Regions from separate parts of the Homo sapiens genome. Here region 1 is linked to region 2. The links are chromatin contacts, found by Hi-C or POLR2A ChIA-PET in ENCODE. All regions are on one chromosome and are shown on one strand. Each heading gives the region's core, a stretch centred on a gene start or an enhancer-like site at or near the end of the contact. The rest is flanking DNA. Distances are from core to core; before and after follow the strand shown.

Region 1 (2,700 bases), core at 166-2,665, 220 kb before region 2:
GCCCTGCCAGCCCCGGGCAATGAGGGACTTAGCACCCGGGCCAGCGGCTGCGGAGGGTGTACTGGGTCCCCCAGCAGTGCCAGCCCACCGGCGCTGTGCTCGATTTCTCCCGGGCCTTAGCTGCCTTCCCGAGGGGCAGGGCTCGGGACCTGCAGCCCGCCATGCCTGAGCCTCCCACCCCCTCCATGGGCTCCTGTGCGGCCCGAGCCTCCCTGACGAGCGCCACCCCTGCTCCATGGTGCCCAGTCCCATCGACCACCCAAAGGCTGAGAAGCGCGGCCAAATGGCGCGGGACTGGCAGGGAGCTCCACCTGCAGCCCTGGTGCGTGATCCACTGGGTGAAGCCAGCTGGGCTCCTGAGTCTGGTGGGGACGTGGAGAACCTTTATGTCTAGCTCAGGGATTGTAAATACACCAATCGGCACTCTGTCTCTAGCTCAAGGTTTGTAAACACACCAATCAGCACACTGTGTCTAGCTCAGGGTTTGTGAGTGCACCAATGGACACTCTGTATCTAGCTACTCTGGTGGGGCCTTCGACAACCTTTGTGTCTAGCTCAGGGATTGTAAACGCACCAATCAGCGCCCTGTCAAAACAGACCACTGGGCTCTACCAGTCAGCGAACGTGGGTGGGGCCAGATAAGAGAATAAAAGTAGGCTGCCGGAGCCAGCAGCGGCAACCCTCCTGGGATATTCTTCTGCAGTGTGGAAGCTTTGTTCTTTCGCTCTTTGCAATAAATCTTGCTACTGCTCACTCTTTGGGTCCACGCTTTTTTTATGAGCTGTAACACTCACCGCCAAGGTCTGCAGCTTTACTTCTGAGCCAGCGAAACCACGAACCCACCAGAAAGAAGAAACTCCTAACACATCCGGCCATCAGAAGGAACAAACTCCAGACGCGCCACCTTAAGAGCTGTAATGTAACACTCACCGCGAGGGTCCGCGGCTTCATTGTTGAAGTCAGTGAGACCGAGAACCCACCAATTCCGGACACACTGGGAGCAAGGGGCCACCAGGTTGCTTAAGGAGGGGTGAACTGACTCAGGTCAAAAACGGAGCAGTTCAAAACTCCCGTTCTGATCAGTAGTGGAACCGCACCTGTGAGTAATCACCGTACTGCAGAATGGGCAACATAGTGAGACCCCCATGTCTAAAAATAATAATTAAAAATTTAAAAAGAAAAGGATTTCCTGTGGAGGATTTTCAAAATACACTGGCCTAGGTTTCTGTCCCAGAGATTTGGATCTGGGCCAGGGCCCAGGTGTGTATTTGAGGGGTAATAAATGAAATTAATACATGTACAGTGCTTAGAAGGGCTCACATTATCATGCAAAAAATGTTAGCTCTGTTATTCATTGTTATCCAAAAAGTCTATTGAGTATCTACTCTGTGCAGCACCGGAAATACACTGATAAGCCCACATCTCTGCTCTTTCAGAGCTTACAACGTGCAGAGGAAAAAACAAACAACAAAAAATAAAAAAAAAAAATTGAAACTAGCAAATTCAAAGAGTGCTATATCCAGTCTGCCCTCAAACCCCTGCCTTTTCTGCCTCCTAGGACTATCCTCTTCTCTCCTCCCACTGCCACTGTCCTGGTCCAGGCCGCCATCACCTCTCACCAGGATGGCTCCAACAGCTCCCAATTTTCTCTGCCTGCAGCCTTGCAGCTTTCCTCACAATGCAACCAGAGGGATTGTCTAAAAGGCGCATCTTCCTCCTCTCCTGCCAGTTTCCAAATCTCTTCTCCAAGTGTGCTGCCGGCAAATTAAACAAGACAACCAACCCAGGCTGGAGTAGATCTTGCGGGTTTCTTTCATCAACATCACACCTCATTAGGTTGATTTGTGTGTTTCCAGAGTTGCCTGTGCTGGGTGAGTGTGTGTATTTTGAACACCATCTAGTGGACAATAGGGCAATTTATTTCCAGGCTATGGAATGAACTCCCCAAGCCCTAGTCAATCTTTCGAACTTCAAAGATTTAATAAGTAGCCAGATTTTAAAAGCAAAGATTGTTCTTGACCCCATAACAAGATCAGAGTCAAAGGCAACTTGCAGCCTGCTTCAGAAGCTCCACTCTGCCAATAGGCCAGAGGGAAAGGAGGAGTAGGGTGGTGCCAAATAGAGGTAACTTTGGCCGTTAAGATCCTTTTGTCCTCACCCCAGATGCTGGTTCCTTGCTCTCCCTGTAGCTTCAGATTCTCAGCTGGTTTCCCATCCCTTTTCCTAAAAGGACAACAGCCCTGCCTAGCAGATTTCAAATTTCAGTCTACCAAGCACTGCTATTTCGCTCTCTCTCTCTCTTTTGTCTTTTTTTAAAGAGACGGAGTCTCACTCTGTCACCCAGGCTGGAGTGCAGTGGCACAATCACAATTCATTGCAGCCCTGAGCTCAAGCCATCCTCCCACCTCAACCTCTGGGACTACAGGCCCATGCCACCATGACTACCTAACTTTTTAAAATTTTTTGTAGAATGGTTGGGTGTGGTAGCCCACATCTGTAATCTCAGCACTTTGGGAGGGCAAGCCAAGGGGATTGCTTGACCCCAGGAGTTCAAGACCAGCCTGGGCAACATGGCGAAACCCCATCTATACAAAAAATTCAAAAATTATCCTGGCATGCTTGTAGCATCCTGCGCACGCCTGTAGCCTCAACTACTTGGGAGGCTGAGGTGGGAGGATCAGTTGAGCCTGACAGGAGGAG
Region 2 (2,701 bases), core at 181-2,680:
CCTGGCACACATGCCTGTGTCATGAGGGAGAGCATGGCTGGCCTGCTCTCTTGGTACTTATTATAAGGTCCTTCTTACTGGGGGTTTTATTCGATTATCACCTTTATGTCTGTTCCAGCCAGAATCCTGCTGTGTGACACCTGGGAATCCATCACCCTAGTCCCTGCTCTGGGGTTTGCACACCACATTTTCCTGGGTGTCAGGACTTCCTGGTGCTTGAAGATATGCAGTGAGACAGGGCTGCTTCTGACTTTTCAGAGTTCCTGCCTCTGACGCCTCACATAGCAGCCCCTGGACCCAGTGTTCTCAACAGTGGGGGATCTCTTCTCAGAGGAGAAAAGGCTCAGGCCTGGAGAGGATGGGCCTGGTGATTGCTGGGTGGGGCAGGGGATGCCAGATGTCCTGCAATGCACAGGTCAGTTCACTCAACATCCCTCGTCCCTGGACAGTTATGGCGACAAAAACACAATCTATAATTATCTGAGCCTAGAACCTGCGTTTTTACAAATAAACACGGTGAATTTGTGCATGGTTTTAACATATGATGAATTTTTCAAGAAAGCATCTATTACTGAAACTAATTTGTTTCTCAAGGGTTGTTTGAAATTTAAAAGATCACATCACCCACAGAGAAGCTGGTATCCATCTGCATTTGCAGCAGATGTATTCAGGGTGGTTCCATGGATAGGTTCAAACCTCTGACCACTTCATGATCATCCTAGGAGTCATGTACAAACATTCACAGTTTTGTTATTAGTCACTTTCCCTGTATGTCTCCTTTATATTACAATTAGGACATTTACAAATTCATTGGGTACATATGTTGTTTTATTTATGAATTTCTTTCACATGGTAAAAGGGATATTAAAAACTGTCTGTTTAACAAAGAGGCTTTGGGTCTGATAGGGCTGAGATCCATGGTGCTCAGGCCTCAGGGTACATTAGAACAGAGACCACCCCAATCATCCTGCGCCAGGAATATATGGTAGGTGCTCAATTAATGTTTGTTAAATGAATAACTTCACTAGGAAAATCTTTCCAAGAAATTAGCAGCAGCTCTTTGTTCTGTCCTTTGCAGTAAGTGACCAGTACATACTTCTTTTTTTTTTTTTTTTTAAGACAGAGTCTCTCTCTGTCACCCAAGCTGAAGTGCAGTTGTGCGATCATGGTTCACTGCAGCCTCAACTTCCTGGACTCAAGCGATCCTCCCACCTCAGGCTCCTGAGTAGCTGAGACTACAGGCGCATGCCACCACGCGCAGCTCATTTTTTGTATTTTTTGTAGAGATGGGGTTTCACCATATTGCCCAGGTTGGTCTCAAATTCCTGGGCTCAAGTGATCCGCCCACCTCAGCCTCCCAAAGTGCTAGGATTACAGGTGTGAGCCATTGTGCCCAGCTACATAATTTTGCAATGAATGTGTCAGATGGTTGAGCTTTTGGCAGAAGAGGAAAGCTGCAAAAGGTGAGTTTAAGATAACCTTGTCACCTAACCTGCCCTTCAGGGACTGTAGGAACACTAGAGGGGAAGATGCAGTAAATTTAATTCAGGAAATATTCTCTGAAGGGAAATAAAGCTAAAAAGAAATGCTTCTGACCTTTATATTAGATTTATTCACCCATTGAACAAATGTTTGCTCAATATTTATTATGTGTCAGGCACTAGGAGGCATAGCAGCTATGGTAGCAACAGGTGCTGTAGCTCAAAAAAATCCTACAATAGGCTTTGAGGAAAAGATTATTTTTAAAAAATACAAGTATGGGCCAGGTGCGGTGGCCCAGGCCTGTAATCTCAGCACATTGGAAGGCTGAGGCAGGTGGATAAACTGAGGCGGGTGGATAAACTGAGGTGGGTGGATAACCTGAGGTCAGGAGTTCGAGGCCAGCTTGGCCAACATGGTAAAACCCCCGTCTCTACTGAAAATACAATAATTAGCTGGGCGTGGTGGTGGGCACCTACAGTCCCAGCTACCTGGGAGGCTGAGGCAGGAGAATTGCTTGAACCCAAGAGGCGGAGATTGCAGTGAGCCAAGATCGCGCCATTGCACTCCAGCCAGGGCAACAGAGCAAGACTCCGTCTAAAAAAAAAAAAAAATACAAGTATGTACACAATAGAAAGATTTTTGAAATAAGCCATAATCTTCCTTCCCAGTTAATTCTCAGTGGCATTTAAAAAATAATGCATGTGGAAGACTGGAAAATTCAAACAGTACAGAAAGTAGGAAATGAAAGGTTAAATCTCACCCATATATATCCCATATATTTTTATTTTTTAATCTACATACATATTTCAATCCAAAAGAACCCTACTATATGGCTGGGCATGGTGTCTCATGTCTGTAATCTTAGCACTTTGGGAGGCTGAGTGGGGAGGATCTCTCAAGCCCAGGAGTTGGAGATCAACCTGAGCAACATAGTGAGACCTTGTCTCTACTAAAAATTTAAAAATTAGCCAGGCATGGTGGCGCACATCTATGGTCCCAGCTACTCCAAAGGCTGAAGGAGAAGGATTGCTTGAGGCTGGGAGGTCAAGGCTGCAGTGAGCTGTGATTGCACCACTGCATACCAGCCTGGGTGACAGACAGAGAGAGAGCCTGTCTCAAAAAAAAAAAAAGAAAGAAAAAAGAACCATACTATAAACACGGTTCTGCACCTTGCTTTTGTAACATAGTAATATATTTTTGAGATCTTTCCATTTTAGGG

The links. A loop is a pair of places that touch in the nucleus more often than their neighbours do. ChIA-PET counts read pairs that join two places held with the same protein, here RNA polymerase II (POLR2A). Pooled maps may share reads with other maps.
Region 1: a pooled map shows a loop between it and region 2 (2.6-fold over the local background). The contact joins two enhancer-like sites. A Hi-C loop is called at or near these places in 2 of 50 pooled maps. POLR2A ChIA-PET finds 5 or more read pairs at or near these places in 3 of 52 experiments (A673, activated CD4-positive, alpha-beta T cell and activated naive CD4-positive, alpha-beta T cell).

Annotation. Positions count from the first base shown.
Region 1 is chr1:226,423,871-226,426,570 of GRCh38, reverse strand. No RefSeq gene overlaps it. Among named protein-coding and RNA genes, the nearest start is that of PARP1, 17 kb to the right of the region's middle. RefSeq lists a silencer at 1,878-1,927. Within about 2 kb of position 1,415, at least 4 of the 41 ENCODE cell types and tissues checked have a DNase peak (open chromatin) inside an H3K27ac peak, as active enhancers do.
Region 2 is chr1:226,201,445-226,204,145 of GRCh38, reverse strand. No RefSeq gene overlaps it. Among named protein-coding and RNA genes, the nearest start is that of ACBD3, 16 kb to the right of the region's middle. RefSeq lists an enhancer at 197-698. Within about 2 kb of position 1,430, at least 2 of the 41 ENCODE cell types and tissues checked have a DNase peak (open chromatin) inside an H3K27ac peak, as active enhancers do.